Linked DNA regions of Homo sapiens: all the other regions are linked to region 1. The links are chromatin loops, found by intact Hi-C in ENCODE. Cell type or tissue: psoas muscle. All regions are shown on one strand.

Region 1 (8,000 bases):
TTTCACATGCATTAGAATTACAACCATGTAAATAATAAGCATATTTTAAAAGACTTGAGGGACATGCACAAACATAATTCCTGTGTTTAGATAGTGGTATTAAGAGTGAGTCTTTCCTCTTTTTCCTGAAGTTTGTGAGTTGAGTTTGTAGTACTTTAATACTTTAAAATTTAAAAATCATTAAAATACACTCACACTCACACATACACACTAAGGCAGGTGATTGGGTCATAGCCACAATGAGCAAGTGGTAAAATTTCGGCAAGAATCTAGAGATGCATGCCAGCAGAGTACACTCCCCCTTCCTTCATCCCTCAGAAACCACCACCATACCATTCTATCAAAGAACGGCATTTGCTTTTTGTTACACAAATTATTTCAGTGTTTAAGGACAAAATGAAACAAAACAGGAAAACCAAATTAACAAGAAAAAATTCCCTCTACAACCTTACCCCTGCCCCGCCCCCCACCATTTTCAAGGGTCTTATGTCAGGAGTGTTTTTTGTTTTTGAAAAGTCTTTTCCTGCCTTACTTGAAAATGGCTTATATCTGCACTACCCAGGTTAATTTTTAGATTTTGCTGGTCTTTTCAAAGACATCTAAGAGAAAGAAGCTCATGGGCTGCGTGTGTAATGTTAAATAAGGTCATGCTTGCTGTTGGTCATGATGGCTCCCACATGACAGGGGACTATTTTTAACTGAGACAATTGGTGAATGACTCAGGAAGACCTTCCAAAGCCAAGTGGCAGCTTGGAGGAATCAAAATTGCTATTAACTGAGGAGAAAATAACTAATGCAGTAGGCTGAAACTGCCCATTTTCTGTTTTCAGTATATCTGGCAACCAAATAATACTATAATAAAACAAATTTTAAAAGCCTCACTAGTACAGATATAGGTATGCTGCCAGCTAAATACTTTGTTGCCTTCCTGGTTCAAAAAATGATTTTGTAGGAAAATAATTTTAGAAAATGTTGAACATAAATACCTCTTTTGGATGTTTACAACATAAGTTTGTATAACAAATGGATGTCACAAAAGATTGTTTATGTTTATGGGGGTGGAAGTAAGGGTAGGGAGGCAAAATTTGTAGAATGCATGCTCCCGGGAACACACTTTAGTATATGCTGATCCAAGCTGATACCCTCCTTTTACAGATGAGAAAAATGGAGACCTTGGGAGGTTGAATAAGTTTCTCAAGAGCACCTAGTTTGTGAATGCAAGAACTAGAACTAAAACCTGATCTATTAGACTTTCCACAGCTCTTGATCATATCTAACCCTCACAGTTACTCAGAGTCTACAACTGATGTGTCAATTAACACTGTAACCATTAGTCTTGTATTTAATTTTCTATTTAAAAATCATTACTCTTCTTGCATTCTCAAATGACCCACACAGCACAAATGTATTTGTTGTTCTTTGAATGGGAGGCACTTTATACAGACAGGTCATTTTATTATTATTAAGGTCCTATTCCTGGTAAATCACAGAACTGGACTTTTACTGCCATGTGAAGCTGTCTTTCTTGACTGATTTTAAAAGGAGTGAACTCTTTAGTGATGATTAAGGGAATTTCAGGCTGGGGGCTGGCCAGTGGAGGAGGCCTGTCTCTCCTGAGACTAGGTGAAGTGATCTAAGGAGCAGGAAGGGAAAAGCCCTTGCCTCCTGCTGCAGTAATAGTAAACACAAGACCTTTAACTTTGAAAAGCACTTTACCTTGTGTATCTGAAATGACTGCTTTAAATATCTAAGGCACATCCAGTGAGCTAAGTGCAAGAACCCTTATCCAGAAAACTATGTTTGTTTGTTTTTTTTTCCAGGATAACTATCTTTTTCCATTAAATCTATACTGTGCCTCTTTTTCTTCAAAATTCTCATCCACATCGAGGAGAGCACAGGTCTGAAGGTGTAGTTGAAAATAAGCAGCACATCAATTTCATGTTGCCTTTGCTATGGTAAGAGACAGCCTCAAGGGCCAGCTCAATGGCACAGTGTTTCAGCAGCGGGTTTGGGTTAGGGTTTAGGAAAGGTCACGTGTCTTTCTTTCAGAGAGGGAAAAAAAAGTTGAAAAGCAGGTCAATAACTCTAGTTATAAGAAGAGTGGCTGCTTCCAGGAAGTGAGTTGCAAGGGCTGGGGTGTATGGGGGTGGGGAGCGCTCTTAATTTAGATCTAGAGTCATCGTTATGTATTAAGTGCCTGTAGACTTTTGTCTAAATTTTAATAAGCTACCTATATGTTTGGCTGGGTTGATTGAATCCACCTGAATAATTTCCTGCCCATTTCAGCAGCATTAATCATATGTACTGTTTCCTGACACTTTTACTAATGTGGTATAGGACATGAACAAAAGCTGTAGTTTCATTCTTTTTGCTGTGCCTAAAATACCCATATGTACTCATATGGATGATTGGCACTTGAAATAGAAAAGAGAGTATGTATTTTTATTTTAAATGGCCGGGATATGCAGGTGAACTCTGCTATGAAGGATGTTGGGAAAAGAATTAATTGAGTAATCTAATTAAATGACAGTAATCAAAAGATGTCTCACTCAGTTCTCATAAAAATACAATGAGGTCACAGTGTTTGGCATTTTACTGATGAGGAAACAGAAAAAGCTCAAAGAGACTGAATAACTTTTCTCAAGGTCACATAATAATAATGACGGCTTCAAAATTAAAATCTAGGTCTGAATCACTTTCACTCTACTCAGCATGTAAAAGTAAATCCCTCCTGACTATTCTTTTATCTTTCAGTGAAGATTCTATAAACACTCCAGAAATGCTCAGGACCTCAGATGATTGACCCAAATATCAAATATTGTATCATAGATATGTTCACATATATACCTATATGAACAATACATATTGTATTATTTTATATTTGTAGAACAAAACTGTTCATTACTGGTTTCATTAGAAGAAATTTATGCTACAAAAATGTTCAGCATGGGCAAATTCTAGACTGCTCTCTTCGGTATGAAGGTGCAATACTAACTCAGAATTTGATAGCCTTTATGAGTCACTGTGAGACCCTTGCCTTCAGTAGTAAGGTTAGGATAATAATATTTGATCCTATTTGTGACATCCATAGTCAAAGATGTTATGAAAGTACGTTGGACTCACATGAAAACAAAACAAACCTGTTGTGGTAAAAAGCATCCATGACTTTGTCAAGGGACCAGTTTTTGCAGATTTCCCAACCTGGTAAATGTCTTAGGAGTCATGAAAAATGCATATAAAAAAGGGGATTAACATTTTGAATGTGCCTGTAGAAATACTTCATATGGGAAAACGTCTTAGTGGTTTTATTGTACTGAATAAAGCCAAAGAAGGATTATTTTTACATTAAACCCCTCACCTAACTAGGACCACCTGGTGTACATTGTGTCACATAAACCAGTGATGTCCCAAATCCCCTTCCAAAAGAAAAGTCACATTGCAAAGGTTCGCCGTGTTCTAATTAGAAGGCACAGTCAGTTCTCCTTTCATACTCTGGGGGGCTGCATGCTGCAATCTTTCAAAGGCACAAGCTCAACCTCTTGGCTGACTAATTTTCCCACTATCTCCCTTTCCTTTTTTCCTGGCTCCTAAAGTGATCATTTAAATATCTTTCCAATGTGTTGAGCCTCTCAAGAAGCAGTTTCTACACATGTTGACACCTATTGGGTGTAACTGGTGAAAGGGCTTCAGTTTTACTAAAGGGCTTCTACTAGCTTCTGTGAACTCCTTGCTATAAAGTGCCACAAGCATTATTAGCAATGACAAATTGGGGGTTTTTGTGAGATTTCTCTTAATAAAAAGAATACCCATTTAGATACTTAAAGCAGTTTGAACATTTCTTAGTTTCCTTTGTACATTTGTAAATTTTATGTATAGTCTACCAGGAAAAATGTATATACACATATTTCCACGTGGTCCTTTAACTTTTAGGAGCCCATCACTCCATTAATCATTGACATGACCTGTTTCATAATGTCTACTTGCACATACAGCAACAACACTCATTTGCAATATTATCATCAAAATAAATTTTAAAACCCTAACATTTATGCATATTACAAGTAACCATTAGATGGTGAATCAGTCAACCTCGAAAATCTAAATATTTCAATTTTTTTAAAAGGCAAATTGACTTCTGATTTGAGATGAATTTTACAAATTTGCTGTTAGAAGTCTACAACCACATTTCCTTTGTATGTGTGTGTGTATAGTTGTGGGTGTAGGTGTATGTTCGTGCGAGTAGGTATATGTGGATTTACCAACTGTTAACATTTTTTTCATATTTACTTACTCTCTCTTCATAAATATACAAATGTATATACATTTATACATATATGTATTTTCTAAACTATTTGTAATTAACATAACTAACATTTATGCATATCGTACTTGGCATTATGTGGTGAAACAGTCAACTTTAAAGTTGTAGACAGCATGACACTTCACCCCTAAATATTTCAAACTCTACTTTCTAAGCAAATGACCCACTTCTATGTAATCACAATATCATTATTATACTTAAGAAATGTAACATATTAAAATTTCTCCAATTGTCTCAAGAATGCCTTTTATAACTATTTTTCTAAAATACAGAATTCAATTAAGGATAACATATTACAATTAGTTATATTGTCTTTTTAGTTTCCTTTAATTTAGAAGAATTCCCTGATGGCTTTTGTCATTCACGACATCACATTTTTGGAGAGTTCAGACAAGTTATCTTGTAGCATGTTCCACAATCTCCTTATGATTCAGTTCAGGTTAAACCTTTTTGGCAAGAATACTCCATAAATGATGTGGGAACCATAAGTACAGCTTGTGCTGTTTTTGGAGCATTCAGAATGAAGATACCATCAACTTCTGCGCCCTTTATGCACAGTTAAGACATCAATCACACATAAGGTATCTCTCTGTCTCTCTTTCTCTCTCTCACACAGACACACACATACAAAGTACACACATAAAAATATCAGACTTTAAAAAAAAAAAGTTATCTATTTTTAAGCCTGGCCATGGATCCCATGAGAATATTCTGGAAAGAGATACAAATTGATTATTTCACTGGCCCCAGCCTAGGATGGTTTTTATTAAAGGGAAGGGATTTGGGAAGAGGATTAAGGTGTCTTTAGGCCTGTGGATGCTGGGTGATAGAAAACCTGAAATCTGTAATGGGACAATATGAGCAAAACAGAACTTGGTCAAAGGAAAGGAAAAGGCAAGGAAGCCGGGGAGTCGCTGAGAGAAGTGATATGGACCAGGGTGGATTGATAGAAGTCTTTTCAAACTCAATGAATTCTAGAGGCAGTGTTTAGTAAATCTTTTGTTAGTTTACTAGGGTTTGCCCTTGGCAAGCTTTATCTTTTTGTTTCTAAGAAATAAAAATAGGAAGAGAAGGCTCGAAAAGCCTTTTGGACAGAAAATAGCACTGAGAAAAACAATATTTTGATGAGTTAGTGCTAAATGAATTAGAAACATGTGGACTGAATTTCCCTTGAAATACAAATGGATTGAATAATTAATGGAAAAAGCACTTGGCAAAATGTACTTGAGGTTTTTATTGAACCCGAACCAAAACATTTGAAAATATTTTGAAATATGTGAAAAGTATAATATACATCTGGATTTGCCCAACCCTACTAAGGATACAGGAAACATTATTTTTATTTAACATTTATATGATAGCTGCAGTGTGCCTCAATCCTAAGGTATTTTTTACAACAGCCCTATGGTGTAGGTTATAATTATTATTTTCATTTTTGGCAAGAAATTTCCCAGTACTTGCACAGTGGGCTTCAAGTAGAAGTTTTTATTAGTCTGTGTTTTTTAGAGGTTTTTGTTCGTAGGAACATTGGACCAGTAGACACAAACCTAGGTCCAAGTCTTGGCTTTACTTCTTATTGACAATCACATTGTATATCTTCTTGGTAGATTTTATCATTTTGTAGTTTCTCCCTTTTCTTACTAATATATTTTGATTTAAACACAATTTTTCCAGATAGTACTACTACTATACCAGCTGTCTTTGGTAACTATTTGCCCAATATATCTGTGGTAGGCAGAACAATGACTTCCTAAAGATGTCCACATTCTAATCCCCAGGACCTGTGAATATGTTATAGTATATGGCAAAGGGAAATCAAGGTAGCAGATGGAATCAAGATTTCTCCTTAAAATAGGGAGATTATTCTGGGTATGCATTCACAAGGACCCTTAAAAGTAGAAGAGGGAGGCAGAAGAACAGAGTCAGAGAAATAGATGTAATGACAGAAGTAAGTTCAGGATTGTGTGATATGATAAGGACTTAACCCACGTTGCTGTCTTTGATGATGGGGAAGGGAGATCACAAGCCAAGGAATGTGGGAGGCCCTTTAGAAGCTGGAAAAAGTGAGGAGCCTTGAGAAAGGAAAGCAGTCTTGCTGACCAGTGTCTTGATTTCAGCTCAGTGCAACCCATTTTGGACTTCTAACCTACACACTAGGAAGGTAACACTTTCGTTTTGTTTAAACCACTAAATTGGTGGTAATTTGTTACAGCAGCAAAGATAACTAATATATATATCATAACATTCTTCATTTTGAAATATTCTTTGCATATTAATTGTGTCTCTTATAAACAGCATTTAGCTAGTTTCTTAAAATTAATTTCACCACTTTCTGTCTCTTGGTAGATATGTAACCTGTTCACATTTCTGCAGTTCTTGAGCTTAAACTATTTGTGCCATAGTATTGCTTTTTAAAGTCTATTTTATTTCCTCTTTTCTACCTTTTGTTGTTTAATCACATTTTTTCTTCCTTTTCCTCTACTAGGTTTTAAAGTTATACAATTTATTTACATTATTTTGATGACAATCTTACATTAAAAAACAAAGTCTTTTGAAGTGTGTATAATACACATATAGGAAAATGTACATCAGAGTTATACAGCTATATGAATTGTCATAAAATAAATACAGACATGTAACCACCATCTTTCAAAGTCTTTTGAAGTGTGTATAATACACATACAGACTTTAAAAAAGTCTTTTGAAGTGTATATAATACACATACAGAAAAATGTACATTAGATTTATACAGCTATATGAATTATCATAAAATAAATACAGACATGTAACCACCATCCATGTCAAAAAATAGAATATTACTTATACTCCATAAAGTCCCCAGTACCCCTCCCTGTCAGTTCCTCCTTTCCAAGGTACCACTATCATGACTTCTAGTTTTAGCACCTTAAAAAAAGTGGAATCATAGATTGCTTTGAGCCTGGGAGGTGGAGGTTACAATGAGCTGAGATTGTGCCACTGCACTCCAGCCTGGGCGACAGAAACCCTGTCTCAAATTAAAAAAAAAAAAAAGTTATTTAAGTATATATTCCTTCTTCCAAGATTAACTTATGTTGTTGTGAATTGCTGTTTTGCATTCATTTCCTTTGCCATAGAGTGTCATATGTTCACCCAAAGACATGCACACAAATGTTTATAGCAATATAATACTATTCATAATAAGTCCAAAGCGGAAGCAACTTAAATGTCTATCAACAGTAAAATGGAGCTGGGTGTGGCAGCTCATACCTGTAATCTCAGCATTTTGGGAGGCCGAGGCAAGTGGATCGCTTGAGCCTAGGAGTTGGAGAGCATCCTGGGCAGCATGGTGAAACCCTGTCTGCATAAAAAAAAATACAAAAATTAGACAGATGTGGTGGCATGCCTAGCAGTCCCAGCAACTCAGGGGGCTGAGGTGGGAGGATTGCTTGAGCCTAGGAGGTTGAGGCTGCAGTGAGCCGAGCCATGACCACACCACTGCACTCCAGCCTGGGTGACAGGGCGAGATACCGTTTCAAAAAAACAAAGCAAAAACAGTAGAATGGATATGGAGATGCTTAGGATGGGGTTACATTGGATTGACTTGTAAACTGAAAATATCAAGTCAAAAAGGCATTTAACACGCTTAACCTACCAAACATCAAAGCTTAGCTTAGCCCACCTTAAGTGTGCTTGGGACACT
Region 2 (8,000 bases), 700 kb after region 1:
GTCACTTAGCTTTTTAACAGTCATTTTCATGTGCCCTTACCAACTTATCTGCTATATCCGTGTAACCAGGCCAGCAGACACTATCCCAGCCTTGTAGCAGCAAATGACCCAGTTGCCTGTGGCTTCATGGAATAGTCGGTAAAATCCAATCCATACTTCACGGTATGAAATGCTCAGACTCTCTCCCTAGCGGAGCTAGTGGAAGACGCTCAGCAGCCTTAGCATAGGAATCTGTAGGTACAAGCACATTCCTGGACGGCGACTTTGAATCCAGGCCAAGAAAAGAGAGGTACACCAATATTGGGATTCTGTATTTTGGGGGTCTAATTGGTGAGTACAGAACAAAGGAGTGGAGAGGAAGGCAAAATAACCTAAGTAATAGAAAATCCAGCCATAGACTGCAGTGGAAATTAATGGCACGAGAAGCCTTGGGGGCAAAGGTAAGGGGTCGCAGTTGAATGCCACCCGAACTCATCCAGATGCCGCTGCGTTCAAGCTCTCCCAGCACCCGCGGCCGAAGTAAATAACAATTCTCTTAATGCTAAGGCAGCAAGGAGAGGGCACTGCGAACTGCAGACTTTTCTTCTAAGGATGAAGAGGACATTATAAAACTGCACACTACCTCCCTAATGGCCCATTCGTCCTAGCTCTGTCTAGTGAAGTAGAGAGCAGAAAAAAACATCTAGCTCTATCAAGTTGAAAACATTTTCACATTCACCTTAAACTGGTGAAGCAAACGGGTTTTCCCTTTACTAACATCGCTCTTGTTTTTCCATTTAGTCTTTGGGAACGTAGCCTCAATCTTAACCGCGTATGATCGTTTCCACTGCACCTGTGCGGGAGAGACAGGCGCATATCCCCGTGGCGTCGGATCTCTAAATTATCTAATCTGGCGGCTGCGTACGACTCAGGGAAAGCCCTGGCCGCGAGCTTTTTCACCAGGCTTGAGCTCAGCAGCCGGGCCCGCAGTGTTGCCGCCAGTGGGGAGGCAGGGAGGCTGTCGGCGCGCCGGAGCCAGGCGGGAAAGGGACTACAGCCGCCCGCCGTTGTAGCGCAGGAAGCGGGCGGTGCCAACACACACCTCGCAGCTCTGCACGTTCTTCGTGTCTTGGAGGAGAGTAGAGCCTCCGTGTGAAGCTCCGTCCGCACCTGACGAAGAGGAGGGCGTCTTGCGCCACTCCAGCGACTCTGCGATGTTAAGACGCAGACCCGCTGCTGCGCCTGCCTTTGTCGGGGCGGGCGGGCAGCCGCCGCTCGGAGCAAGGTGGGGCTGCGGGGAGGGAGAGCCGCGGGGCAGATCCCTGGCCAAGGTCCTCTAGAAAGCCCGCTCTGCGCCCAAACGCGCCGCTCGGTCCGTGGGCCACTTCGGACCTGACGCTGCCGGTGAATTCACGCGCTCCGGGACGCGCGGGGACCTTTGACGAGGTTTTTGAACTGGGGATCGTCCCCTGTAACCTGGCCGCGTTACCTCCCCAGGTGAGCCGGACTCGCGGGTGGGTTCGGCAGCCGGCGATGTGGCAAAAAGGCAACCTCGCCTTATTTCTAGGGGCTTGGAGATGAAGAGCGGCTGAGTGTCCCCGTCTACCCCAACCCGGGTATTACCCTCTTTTCCGTCTTCTAGAAGGGGAAAACCATGCTGTTTTGAATTCAACATATTTAGATTCTGAAAATCGACGGCCCTTCCCTTCTTTCCTAGGAAGGCCTGCCCCGTAGGCACAACCTTCGGAGAAACGGGCGGCGCGTGAGTTCCCTGGAGCCGCCTCCTGGGCATCCAGGCTCCTGTCGCACGGCTGGTGCGGCGCCCACTGGGCGTGGGGACTGGGCCCAAGGCTCCCGGGACCGGGTCGTGGTTAACGCCGAGGCCAAGCCCTTCGAAGAACTCTGAGTTCTCTGCCTGACGTTTTGTCCCTCAGGAAGTGTCCCTTCCCGACTTTTGAGGGTGTCTTGTTCTTTGACGGGGTGGCCCTGTGGGGGAGGAAGGAGAAGTGTTCCTCCACTGCTGTTCTGTGGAGCGGGACCTGGCTTTGTTCGGCCTCCCTGCTCTCGGGAGCCTGTACTCCGGCTCGCACGCCTGACTGCTGGCCCTGGCCGCTGCTCGGGCCCCGCGCAGGCACACGGGACAAGGCGAAGCCCCGACGCCCAGAGGGCGCTTGGGCCCAGCACACCCGCGCACAGCCCAGGAAACGGGAAAGGCCACTGTCTGCTTCCCTTTCGCAGATTCTATCCGCTGGCACGCGAAGGTCACACGGGCTCTCAATGCTAATTTGGAATGGGAAGCACCACGAAGGGTTGAGGTAGCCTGGTGGCCCTGACTGCGCAGGGTGCGGACAGTGAGCCCGTATCCAGCTTCGCTGCCACGCGCCTAGCAGCCCGGCGGCCCCGGCCCGGCCCAAGGAGGAGGCAGGCCGCCTGGGTCGGCTTCCGTGGCCTGGGGGTAAGCTCTGATTCACCCCAAGGTGAGGTCCCCGGGGATGCCCAGATTCGGGCCGGGAAACGCACCGGGAGAGAACCACCAAGCGCTCTTGGTTATGAACCAGAGCTTATAACTGTGGCCGCAGCTAGACCTAGGGGAGGCCTGAGCGCCGAAGCCTCCGTTTCCTCGACCGGAATTCGTGAGCTATTAAACATGGGCCCTAGCGGGGCCCACGCCCTGTCTTCCTTTGCTGACAAGGCTCCGCGGGGTAGTGGGCGGGAGACAAGGGTCTCAGAACAGAGGGGCTGGCCCGGCGCGGCGGGCCAGGAACTCCCGGGCGTGTGTGTGCAGTGGTGCGGGGTGGGGGTGGAGGTGAGGTCTCCTTTAGTTCCTGGGATCTGGGAATCCCGGCTTCTCGATCTCATCCGGCGCGGAGATCTTAAGGGTCGGTGGACCAGTTAGTGTGTACGGCCTCACCCCTCCGCCTCCAGCTTTCGAGGCTCTCCGCTTCAGAGCTCCAAAGGAAAACTTCTGCGACTTCAAGAACGTCCTGCGCATTCACATGGGGTCGCTTCCTGGCTGGTTGAGGAGAGTGAAAGTTCTAGTGCCTAAGCCTCCTTTTCTCTTGCCCATTTTTCTCACTCCTCAACCACAGATAAAGAAACACTACATCGTTGAAAAAAAGTAGTGAATTATCTACCAGTGAGGTAGAGGAAATTAACAGTCCCAAGACTGCCCCCAGGTGATGGTTTTCAGGAATAACATTTCTGGGCAATCTCAGGTCGCTTATTTCTCTTCGGAGCTAATTTCATCTGTGATAGAAAAGTTATTGAATCCAAAGGCTATGTTAATCCCCCCAAAAGGAAAAAATGGCCCCAGAAACCTCCTGCCCACAGACACTGAGAATTTGTTCAATTTGTCTTTCTAGCCTTACATTTGATAACTGCACTTCCAAAAATCAAACGCTCTCCTCCCCAAAAGGCAGACATGCTCCCACCCATCCCCTTTTCTTCTTCTTTTCCTTCTTTCTAGTTTCCTCTTTCTGAAACAATAGCGCGGGCTGCTGGAGTCAGTCTGATGATATAATCCTTAAGGCATTCACGGGCAGACCAAGGGCCAAGCTATCAAAGGGTTCAGCTTTTTCTTCTTTTTAAAAGCTGTTTACTATTCAGGAAATTTGGTAATTATTATTTTTTTCTTCTCCATGTAGTGGTATTACCCTCTTCCTTTTGATATTGGATCCTTTATGGGCCCCTAGCTTCATGCTCTAGAGAAAGGAGAAAGATGAAGGGACTGAATTCTGCAGCAGAATGCAATTTTCCTTAATGTCATCACTGCTGCTGAAGACCAGCTGAGGGCTTCCAAAAGAACGGGAACCCCCAGAGCAGTCAGAGAGTCCTCATGTTTCCAGGGGCAGAAGAGAGTGCTAATACCGTTTATTCTTTTACACCACAAACTTGTTTTTGTTTTTGTTTTTTTTGCATGTCACTCCACCAAAATACTTTCAGTGCTTTTGTACTAGGATTGAAAATGCGCACCAGAAGGGGAAAGAGAAGATTAAAATCATATTTTAAAAAAGTATTTGTTTAGAATGCCACGCTGAATTTGGTGTGGGAGGGTTACTAATCAATACTAATATCCTTGGAATATTACATGTTTATCATGGTTTTTCTTGAGTTCAGTATAGTGCCTTGCTTATAACAGGCAGCATGCAACAAATAATTGTTGGTTGAATGTTTGAGAAATGTAAAGCAAAGGAGCACAAACAGGATTGGTAATTTAACTCCATTTAGTTAAAAAATGACAAGTTTCTTGCACTAATGTGTGTCCTACAAAGCAAGACCATTTCTGCTAAATCGTGAGGCACTATGTTTAATCAGTTTAAATTTTGTCTCCCCCACTGAACTGTAACATGAGATCAGAGACTCAATGTTAATACTTTCATTATATACAACATCTTGCATATTGCTGGGTACATTGATTAATCATCTTAGAGTATGGTGAAGGGGAAGATTCAGCTTAAGATGGAACATGTTAAGTGGAAGTTAATGTGCAGGTATCCCCTTGGATAGTGCCAAGTATCCCTGTAGATGGGTAATAGTGGTCCAGGGGTAGGAAAATTTTTGTTCAGACTCCTCCTTTGATTGGGTCATATCTCTTCCTGCCCACATTCTCTCCAGAACTACCACTTTTCCCTCCTGATCTTACCTTATTAGGATATGAATGCACAGAAAAGGGGATGAGTTGAGCTGCACTGTCATAAGCTGTGATGACTGGTTAGCAGTCAGTTCGTGTGGATACTAATGAGATCATCACAGAGGTTCTATCCACTGGGGCACTAGTTTGGCCTTATTCCAAGCACATCCATGACATCCTTTCCTATAAATGTATTCTGCTTGGCCAGAGAGAATCAGGAAAGAGACAACCTTAATATATCTTCACAGAAGGTTATATTTTTTGGAAAAGGAATGCCAATCAATTGGATTTTCCCATAGGAGCCAAGGCATCATGTAGGCTTATGTGCCTGTGCCAGACTGTGTAATAAGACATAGAATATGTTTTCAAGGAGCATTCTATTTTCTCCTCTTTTGTGTTTTTCGTTGAAAATTTCCCCATCACAAACATAGGCACTGGAGATCAAGTTATGGCTTTCCAACTAGAATGACTTCTGCGTTCTTGAATTGCCATCTAAGTAGCACCTTGCACCTAGGATGTAAAGCATAATATGGAATGCTGGCCTTCTTAGTAATGACTATTTCACCTTTTGATTATTTACTACATTTCTGCTTTAGCATGTTAAAAACCCCCTATAGCTGAATTGAATGTTGACTAAATTAGAAGGCACACAATGCTGGGTTTGATCCAAAATCCACAAAATCAGAAGTATTTTCTATCTCAGCCATACACGCTACCTATAATGGTGAATAGCAACTGTAACTAGGCAGGGCTCTTCCTTTTGATCAGGTAAGAAATTTTAAAGAATTAAAGGATTGAAATTGTGTAGAGAGTAATGGGGCTGATGTATCTTTTAAAACCCCGGAATTTATAACAAATGAGAGTTGTTCCTCTAAGAAATTACCCTGGGATTCTATAGCTTATAAAAATGATTGCTCAAAACATTTCTGGAATGCCTCTTTTGGAAATGACTTGAGGGATTCTGCATCATCACTTACTTCAATGCTCTTTTCTTCTTGCTGGCTAATGTGGGTGCGCTCTGGGAAATCAAAGCTGCTCATGCTGAGGAATTAACTCTAAAAGCTGGGAGTATCCAGAGCAGAATAGTATCTTTGCCTAGAAAAATGGTGTCATTTTAGTGGTATTACTGAGATGGAACACACAGCAAGCAAAATGGTGGCCTAAAGCAACTGTGGGCCAGTGGTTGCAGACCTTGGGAACAAAGCTGCCAAAGGAAATCACAGCAGATTCCTAGAGGGATTGTGTCTACCTGGGCAGCCCCAGATATTCCGGGTTTCCTTACTTGAGAGAGAGCTTGTTCTAGGACAGCAGCCCTATCTGGAAGTTTCTGAGATATTCTAAGGAAGTTTTCAAGAAGAATTAGACTAGCTGTAAGTCCCTTCCTTACTCATCTTCCCTCTCAAATACAACAACAACAAAAAAAAACAAAAATGAATGTGTTTGACTAGAATTCAGACTAGTAGGGCTAAACAGTGGAATTATGAAAGTTTACTGATGACATAAATGATGAAAGAGCATTTGTAGTTTAAGAAATTACAGCCACATGGCCAACCACAGGTTTCTGAATGCCCCCAACATAATCTTCCAAAGTGCTGACCACGGAAAAACTCCGCACTCACGACTCAGCTCAGGCCTGCTACCTAGCTGGTGCTGGAATTGTGGGGAATCTTGTGCTCCAGCCTACACAAAATACTGGCAGCTGGAGGTAGAGAAATTGTCCTCTTTGCTCCTTATTGATACTTCTAGGTTGTTATCCCTTTCTTCTCCCTAATTTCCCTGCTGCCCCAGGTTTTGGAAATGATGCTATCAGTCTACAGACTCCCAAGACCACTCTCCCTCATTTCTTGAAGATTTTATTCCTGGATCATTATCATTGTCTCTAGTGCTTCTCCCAGCATAGTTTTTGTGGTTTCATGTTGAAGTAAATGATCTTATAATACCGTAGACTCTTGACCTTCTGTCTTCCAGAGATTATGTTTTCCACTCTATATCAACAGTCATTCCTTGGGCCATATCTCGATCTTTGTCATTACCAAGAGTTGAACCCCCATAATCTTAATTTCAAGCTCTGACCAACATTGCCTCTCTTTCCAGTTCACTCCCTCAATTTGTTGACACCACCAGGACCTTCAATCAACTGATTTTTATCATCGTTCAACATCTCCACACTCCTCACATCCTCACTTCCCGCCTTGCCCTGGGTGAATGCCATGACCCTTACTCACACCCTGGCATCTGGCACATGTACTCAGGTCGTTTACCTCTTTGTCCGTTGTTTCAATCACCTGGCGAAGCCCAGCTCTAGGTTAAATCCAATTCTATCTACATTCTGTCTCCACCTACACCCACACAATGGAATGTGGTTGGAACAAAACAATCAACTGAGCTGACTGCTCTCATTGTAAATTCATGTTCCTTAGCATCAAGAGAGCCCTTAAATGCTGCCTGGCAGTTCTACTACATTTCCCTCTTCCCTAGATGACTATTTCACACCTCCTACTCCTCTCTCCTTAAACTTCCAACACATCCTCCCTCATCCCAGTCCTCTGCTGAGGACCTTGATTCCTATTTCACTGATAAAATTGAAGCAACAAGAGAACTTCTTCATGCTTTTTTTTTTTTTTTAACCACATGTAAAAATCCATCTGCTTCTGTGTCTATATATTCCTTCTCTCTTCTCTGGTCTCCCATCCAAATCCTGTCTACATGTGAACAGGTTGGATCCCATTCCTTCATACTTACTCAAGGACATTGCTCCAGTAATTGTCCTTTCTAACTTCTCAATCATCAAAGTCACCCTCTCTACTGGATCACTCCCATCCAAATATGCAATTATTTTTCTCATTCTAAAAAGTAACTGCTATGGTTTGGATGTGGTTTCTCCCCTCCTAAACTCATGTTGAAATTTAATTGCCAATGTAATGGTGTTGGGAGTTGGGGCCTTTAAGACGTGATTAAGTATTTAAGGCAGATTAATGTCTTTCTTGAAAGACAAGAGTGTTTTTTTTTTCTTTTCTTTTTTTTGGAATGGATTAGTTTTTGCAGGAATGGATTAGCTCCTGAGAGAGAAGAGTGGGTTGTTATAAAGTGAGGTGACCTCTACTGCTTTGTCCTTTTTTCCGCAAGCCCATTTCCTCTTCCATTTCTCCACCATGTTTTGACATGACATGAATGAGACCCTCACCAAAAGCTGCCAAATGCAGCTACCCCATCATGAACTTCCCAGCTTCTAGAACTATGAGCTACATAAACCTATTTTATTTATTAATTACCCTGTCTTGGGTATTCTGTTATAGCAACAAAAAATGGACTAAGACAGTAACAAAACCCTCTTTTGATTCCAAATCACTGTCATACTATTGCATTTTTCTGCTTCCTTTTTCAGCAATAG
Region 3 (8,000 bases), 410 kb after region 1:
AATGAATGACTAATAAGGATTTAGTGAGATATATGAGGAGTAGGGGGGAAGGAAGGTGTTGAGAGCAGAGAACTAACGTGTAAAAATAGCATAATTTGTTTGGGAAACTGCAAATAGTAACTCAAGATATAGAAGAAGAAGTGGCAGGCCATGAGGCTAGAAAAGTTGATGTGACAAGATTATGTAGGGTTGTGTGTGACAAGCTGGGTACTAGACTTTTAACCTGAAAGTCATGGAAGTTTACTGAAGAATTTTAAGCTAGGGAGAGATCATGAAGATGAAATGAAGACACAGATGAAAATAAAGGCACTAGTACTGTGATGCAGGCCTAGAGCAAACCTCTACTCAGATGTTGATATTAAAGTTTAAGGAGGTAAAGGGATGTGTTAAGGTCAGTAGGGAGCAGATCCAGAAGAAAGAAAATATATCCCTGGAACTGGGGTTCAGTGAAGCAACACACGTCTCCTGTCGTGCTCCAACTTCATGATAAGTCCTTTCTTGATCAGAAGATGTGGGTAGTGAGTCTTCCTTATCCTACATTTACTCCAAGTCTACTTGTGGCAGAAAAATTAATAATATAAAAATGAAGGAGCTGCAGGCTGGACAGGAGGACTGGGCTTTAAGGAGTTTTAAATGGAGTCTCATTGAAGACTCCAAATGCCATCCCAAGATTATTGGGAGAGATGGGGCAATGGTTACCCAAATCTGCTTGGAGCATGGCGTGAACATCCAGTTTACTGTTGAGGATGATGGGAAGCAGCCCCAGGACCAAATTACCATCACAGGGTACAAAAAGAATACAGAAGCTACACAAGATACTATATTGATTATTATGGATGAACTTGAGCAGATGGATTCTGAGGACGTTCCATTGGACATCCCACATCACTGGTGCCTGCAGCAAAAATCATGGATCCAAAATCGTGGATGAATTCAAAGTTGACATTTGTTTCCCACAGAGAGGAGGCCCAAACCCCAACTGTGGCACCATGATGAGGCTCCCAGAGAACATGGAGAAAGCCATTGACCACATCCTCAACCTAGAGGAGGAATACCTGGCTGATGTGGTAGATAGCAAGGTGCTGCAGGTATACATGAACTCCCCAGTGCATGAAGAGTCCAAGGTGCATTCAGAGGCTTTGTGGTATGGGACACACCGTGGACCACCAGCAGCAGTAAGAAGGCTCCTGACATGAGCAGCTATGAGAAATTTCCCAATTTCAGGGCTCAGGTGGCCCCCAAGACCCTCTCTTGGAGCCCCAAATAATAATGATAAAAAACCAGAAACATCTTCAGCCTGCTGATGCAAACTCCATCACGCAATGGTTTGTCTCAATCTGACCCAGTAGCAGGACTTTCTATAAATTATTGATGCTCTCCCTGCTTCTCAAGTTCTCACAGTGAAACCTGGCATTGCCTGGCTCTGTATGTGGCTGCTTCTCTGGGGCCTGGTTGGCATCCAGAGCATGCTCAGGATCTGCTCGCTGATACTTGGCTCTGGGCACTCCACGGTTTTAACACTAAACAAAGGTAATTGAGTGTTTTGTAATAAGATAACACAGACTGCAGCTTTGTGGTCCACCTGGCAGGTCAATCAGCACTCTGACCTTCATTATGAGAGCTCCTCTTCATTATGAGAAGTTGCTAGGATTCGACTTCCTGTGTCATGACCTCAGGAAATAAATTTCCTTGACTTTATAAAAGCATATATATATGCATATATATATATGCATATATATAAGGGTTCAGTGAAGCAACACATATATATGCATATATATGCATATACACCTGCATACATATACATGCATGCATATATACATGCATATATATGCATATATATACCTGCATATATATGCATATATATACCTGCATATATATGCATATATATACATGTATGCATATATATATACACACACACATACACATATGGGTAAAGTGAAGGAACCCATGCTCCATGGGCTTGGCTCCTGCCATGCTCCAACTTCATGATAAGTTGGGTATATATATGCGTATATATATATGAATATAACCAATATTAATTTTTCCAATCCATTAACATGGAATATATTTCTATTGTTTTGTGTCTTCAATTCCTTTTATCAATGTTTTATAGTTCTAATTATAGCGATTTTTCACTTTTCTGGTTAAGTTTACTCCTAGGTATTTTATTTTATTTGTAGCTATTGTAAATGTGCTTACTTTCTTGGCTTATTTTTTCCGATTGTTCACTGTTGGCCTGTGGAAATGTTACTGATTTTTGTATGTTGATTTTATATCTTGCAACTTTACTGAATTCGTTTATCAGTTCTAATAGTATTCAAGGCAATCTTTATCAAAATACCAGTGACCTTCTTCACAAATAGAAAAAATAATCTTAAAATTTACATGGACTCACAAAAGTTTCAGAATGGTCCAAACAATCCTGAGCAAAAAGAACAAAGCTGGAAGCGTTATATTACCTGACTTCAAATTATACTACAAAATTATAGTAACCAAAACAATGATACTGGCATAAAAACAGACACGTAGATCCATGGAGCTGAATAGAAAACTCAGAAATAAATCTACACCTTAACAAAAAACTTATTTTCAACAAAGGCACTGGGAATGTACATTAAGGGAAGGACAATATTTTCAATAAATAATGCTAGAAAAACTGGATATTCATATACAGAAGAATGAAATGAGAGCCCTACTTCTTGCCATGTACAAAAATCAAATCAACGTGATTACAAGACTTAGATGTAAAATTGAAACAATAAAATTACTAGAAGAAAACATTGGGGGAAATGATCCATGACATTGGTCTGGGCAAAAATTGCTTCAATAGGAGCTCAAAAGCTTGGGCAACTAAAGCAAAAATTAACAAATGGGACTACATCAAGCTGAAAAGCTTCTGCACAGCAAAGCAAGCAATCAATTAAGTGAAGACAGAATGAGAGAACATATCTGCAAACTACCCATATGACAAGGGATTAATAACCAGAATATATAAGAAGCTTAAACAACTCAACAGCAAAAACAAAATAATAACCTCAATCTGATTAAAAATTAGCAAAAGATGTGAATAAACATTTTTTCAAAGAAGATATATAAACGGCCAACAGGTATATGAAAAATTGTTCAACATTACTAATCATAAAGTAATGCAAATCAAAGCTACAGGATGTCTCATCCCAGTTTAAATGGCTTTTATCAAAAAGACTAGTAATAAAGGATGCTAGTAAGGATGTAGAGAAAAGGGAATTCTCCTACACTGTCAATGGGAATGTAAATTAATACAACCACTGTGGAGAACAGTATGGAGATTTCTCAAAAAAATAAAAATAGAAATATCATATGATCCAGCAATCACATTACTAGTTATATATCCAAAAGGAAATTCGTATATCAAAGAGACATCTGCACTCTCATGTTTACTGCAGCACTCTTCACTACAGCCAAAATATGGAATCAACTTCAGTATTCATTAACAGATGAATGAGTAAAGAAAATATGGTATATATACACAACGAAATATTATTCAGCCATATAAAAATGAAATCATGTCATTTGCAACATGTAACTTGAGGGCCTTATGTTAAGTGAAATAAGCCAAGCACAGAGAGACAAATATTGCATGTTCTCACTTATATCTTGGAGCTAAGAAGATTGACCTCATGGAGATAGAGAATAAGAGATGGTTACCAGAGCCTGGGAAGGGTGGTGGGAAGGAGGGGATAAAGAAGTGTTGGTTAATGAATACAAAAATACTGCTAGATAGAAGGAATAAGGTCTAGTGTTTGGTAGCGCAATAGGGTGACTATACTCATCAATGTCAAAATAACTAAAAGAGTGGCATTGGAACGTTCCTAACACAAAGAAATGATAAATGTTTAAGGTGATGGATATCCTAGTTACCCTGATTTGATTGTTACACATAGCATGCTTGTATCAAAATATCCCATGTACCCCATAAATATGTGCAGCTATTATGTATCCATAAAAATTAAAAGTAAAATAGATACACAAAGGCCAGAAACTTAAGCCATCACTGATAATTTTCCTTATATTTATGCAACAAAGGAATATAGTTATTTAATACAGTTGTTTAAACTGTAATTTAGACTTCAAAGAGACAAATTGCATTGCAAAAGAGACCTTGGTGGGATTCCTGTAAATCGGAGATTCCATTCCAGAAGGAATCCCCATTCCAGCATCACAGTCACCACTTGGAAGGTAAAGTAGAAACTTAAGCTCTTATTTTATGCTCTTATCTAAACTTCAGCTGGGCCCAGATCTTATTATCTTGCTATCTTCCTCAGGGCCTGACATAGTACCTAATACCTAGTTTCTTTAAAACAATAATTAGCTGTTGAATGAACAATTCTATACAGCTCACCTTCACATGTGTCATAAAAGTTTAAGTATGCATTACAAATATAATTTTTACTTTGAAATACACTTACTGAATATCACTCTGATGACATTTTTCCCAAGGAAAATTGCTCCGAATCTTTGCAGTCTTTCTTCAAATAATGGGTCAGCTTGTGTAACTGACCCACAGGAGCTTGTGGTGTGCCATCTAGTGACCAATGTGGCCAATATATGCACCACACCAAGAATATTTTGTTATTTTAAATATATACATTACAGGTCTATTAATATTTGAAATAAAAGGCATTTAAAAATAATTATGTGCATATTAATATAACTGATGCATACCACTCAAAAAACAAAGAATTAAAAGAAATGTTGACTGATGTTGACCTATTTATTGCTCAGCATTCATGTAAAGTGTACAAAATTACTAACCATTATGCTAATTTTTGTTGTGATTACCAAGAGTTACTTACCACACACCTCTAGCCTGCAAGATACCACAAAGAATACAAAAACCAACCAAACAAACAAAAATTGGCATGTTGCTGTCTCTCCAGGCATGGCATGCACACATTTTAAAAATTACCAGAATTCAAGGCAGCTTATGACAAGTGACAAAGATTTGATGTATACTTCTCTAAACACATGATAAAGGGGTTAGGTGCAAAGCTTCACAAGGATGGAAAAGGCAAACAATGGAAGGAAGACTGTCCTAAAAAAGGAGAAAATAGAAGCAATACTCGTAAAGAAGTAAAATAAAGAGACTTGACGCCATGCTAAGAAATTCAGATTTTATACTGTATCCTGTAAGTGATGAGGACCCCTGAAGGGCTTTAAGGAAGAGAGTAACTTGATTTTAAAAGCATGTGATCAGGTATGTAACATAGTTAAGTTATAAGCACAAGTCCTCCTTAGAAGAAACAGGAGATGATTAGAATGATTTAATCCTAGAACAGCACAAAAGTTTATACACAGTGCAATATATCTAGAGAATACCTGCAATTTATTATTATATGGATAATCAGGAAATAATGTTGATAAACAACTTCATATTTTAAAATTCTTGTAAATATTCATGGAAGCCTATTGCCCTTGCTAGATGAGCAGAATAGGGAATGGGCTTGGATAGTTTTTGTATCTGGGATGTGTCTACTCTCTTTTCTTTACATGAACTCTCACAGATACAGTGACAGTTTAAAATGTTTACTGGATCTTGCTCCTAAAGGAGAAGCTGAAAGGTCCTGCTAAATGATTGAAGAGTTCATGTGGGGTGAGCTTCACACTAGCAACACAACACTGGTTGCTAGATAAACACAGGCAGAGGGATCCCACTTCAGTGATTTGCAGCAGTGACGGATGGTAATGGTATTTATAATTTTCCTTCCACCAACTGGCGCACATCAAATGACTTGGCAAGGTGGAGAAAAGGTATTAGATTCGAAAGACAAATAATTACCTGAGACTAGTTTAGGTTCTTCTGGAAGGGTTATTATGAGGCTGCAAACCACCAGAATGCCTATGACTTTAAATCTTATAATTTATTAAGAAAAGTCAGAAGAAAGTATCATCCTGTAGGTTAGCATTCAGAAGTGAAGGACTGGCCACCTCATAATTTGTGCTGCCATTCCTTTCCTCAACCAATAACATTGAGTATACTGGAAAACACGCCTAATTTTTTTCTAAAAAGTCTTTTATACTACTAAGGGACTAATTGTTTTTTTGTTAACCGTACCAGCCTAAACCCAATCATATCTACTCAAAAGATGGTCAAGAGGATTGACAATTCGGAATTCTTAATATAAAATTTTTTCTTTATATTTTGTCTGGGCTCATAAAACATTCTTTTAGATTCATATTTTAAGTCTAAATTTAAGCAAGTATTAAGGTTCCATTCTATGTGACCCAATTAGCTCCCCCTACCCTCTGCAAAAAAACTAGGAAACATTTTTGATTATGACAGAAAAAAGAGGAAGCTAAAGTAGAGAGGGCAGCAAAGGAGATATTTCAATTAATCTTCTTAAAGGGTCAAAACAATTACATATATATATATATATATGTATCAAGCAGATAAGCTTCTCACCAATACACATCCAGATGTGTTTTCTGCTCTCCAGCCACCTTTCAGTCCCTTCAATGTGCCCTCTTCCATTGAGCCTCAGTGCCTTTGCACTTGCTGTGCCCCTTGCTGAAATGCTCCAAAATCGAAAACTTTTCAAGTACCAGCATGACACTCAAAGGAAATGCTCAGTGGAGCATTTCAGACTTTGCATTTTTGGATTTGGGATGCTTAACTAGTAAGTATAAGGCAAACATCTCCAAACTTGAAAAACATCTAAAATTCAAAATACTTCTTGTTCCAAGAATTTCATATAAAGAGTATTCAGCCTGTATGTGTGTACGTAAATATTCAACCCCACACACACACACACGCACACACACACTTCTTTAACAGAATTTGAAGCTTGCTTATGTTTCCATAATGTATTTATGAAAATGGCAGGGGAGATCAGAACCATCCAATGATAGGGAATTAACATCCTTTTTCATAGGCTTGGCATCTTCAGATTAGGAAAAAATAAAAAATAAACTACTGCATTCAAAAGGAATTTGTTTTCTCCCTACATCTAATGTTGGCAATGAAGCAGTCCTGTTCTGTTACAAACTTTGTCATGAAAGCATGAAATAATGAATGATAGATGAACTATGTGAGTCATTTGACCATTACATCAAAATTACTTGTGAAGCTTGTGCAAATAAATATGTAAACAAATAAACATCGACTATGCCCTTAGGAAGAAATATACCTTTCCATGCTTTAACATTCCAAGATAATCCCGACACTATGCTATGCCATAATCAAAAAGTTTCTAAATTCTATATTTTTAGTAAATAGTTTGACATATATGCAGTGAGATGTTCCCAATCCTACCACTAGTTTAAAAGGAAAATAATAGGTAAGCTTGAGTGAACATCTAATCATGGCCATTGTAACAAAGCCATCTGATTAATTTCTACTAGTCTTCACATAAACTTCCAAAGTTATGTCATCACCCCTTAGCCAATCAACCTCAACCCCTTGTAAAGTTTGCAACTTTCCATCAACTTTGCAGAGATATAAAGCACATTAACAATATCGTGTGTGTGTGTGTGTGTGTGTGTGTGTGTGTGTGTGTGTGTGTGTGTACAGGGTCTTGCTCTGTCATTCAGCCTGAGGTGCAGTGGTTCTATCTTGGTTCACCTCCCAGTTTCAAGTAATTCTCGTGCTTCAGCCTCCCAAGCAGCTGGGATTACAGAAGTGCACCACCACACCTGGCTAATTTTTGTATTTTTTGTAGAGGCAGGGCTTCACCATGTTGGACAGGCTGGTCTCAAACTCCTGGCCTCAAGTGATCTGCCCGCCTTGGCTTCCCAAAATGCTGGGATTAAGGGCATGAGCCACCATGCTTCTCCAACAATATCTTCATCAGGAGTAACATCAGAAAGATCATCGAGTAAGAAGTCCTAGCCCTTGTTCCTCTACCAAAACACTGATATAATGACAATATTCAGATGAGAGCACCTATGTGAGAAATACAGAATCCAGTTAATAAATTTAAGCATTCCAGATGAGCAAAAAGCTGAGGAAAAAAAATGTGCCA

Evidence for each region. Hi-C counts contacts between places; a loop is a spot of excess contacts. Peaks named below come from ENCODE experiments on the same cell type or tissue, not always from the same donor. Only the 100,000 strongest peaks of a DNase experiment are listed, where the experiment ranks them.
Region 2: it touches region 1 in a loop (4-fold over the local background); 7 of 110 quality-filtered maps call a loop at or near these places.
Region 3: a loop joins it to region 1, with 2.7 times the contacts of the local background. A loop is called at or near these places in 7 of 110 quality-filtered maps.

Annotation. Positions count from the first base shown.
Region 1 is chr1:118,301,646-118,309,645 of GRCh38, forward strand. No RefSeq gene overlaps it. Among named protein-coding and RNA genes, the nearest start is that of SPAG17, 120 kb to the left of the region's middle. In psoas muscle, a CTCF peak has its summit at 3,477; no DNase peak of the experiment used is centred here; H3K27ac peaks cover 3,078 bases.
Region 2 is chr1:119,005,714-119,013,713 of GRCh38, forward strand. No RefSeq gene overlaps it. Among named protein-coding and RNA genes, the nearest start is that of TBX15, 21 kb to the left of the region's middle. In psoas muscle, a CTCF peak has its summit at 3,157 (motif pointing left); a DNase peak (open chromatin) is centred at 1,178; H3K4me3 peaks cover 1,601 bases; H3K27me3 peaks cover 2,692 bases.
Region 3 is chr1:118,712,413-118,720,412 of GRCh38, forward strand. It overlaps the pseudogene LOC100421281. Among named protein-coding and RNA genes, the nearest start is that of TBX15, 270 kb to the right of the region's middle. In psoas muscle, a CTCF peak has its summit at 4,564 (motif pointing left); no DNase peak of the experiment used is centred here.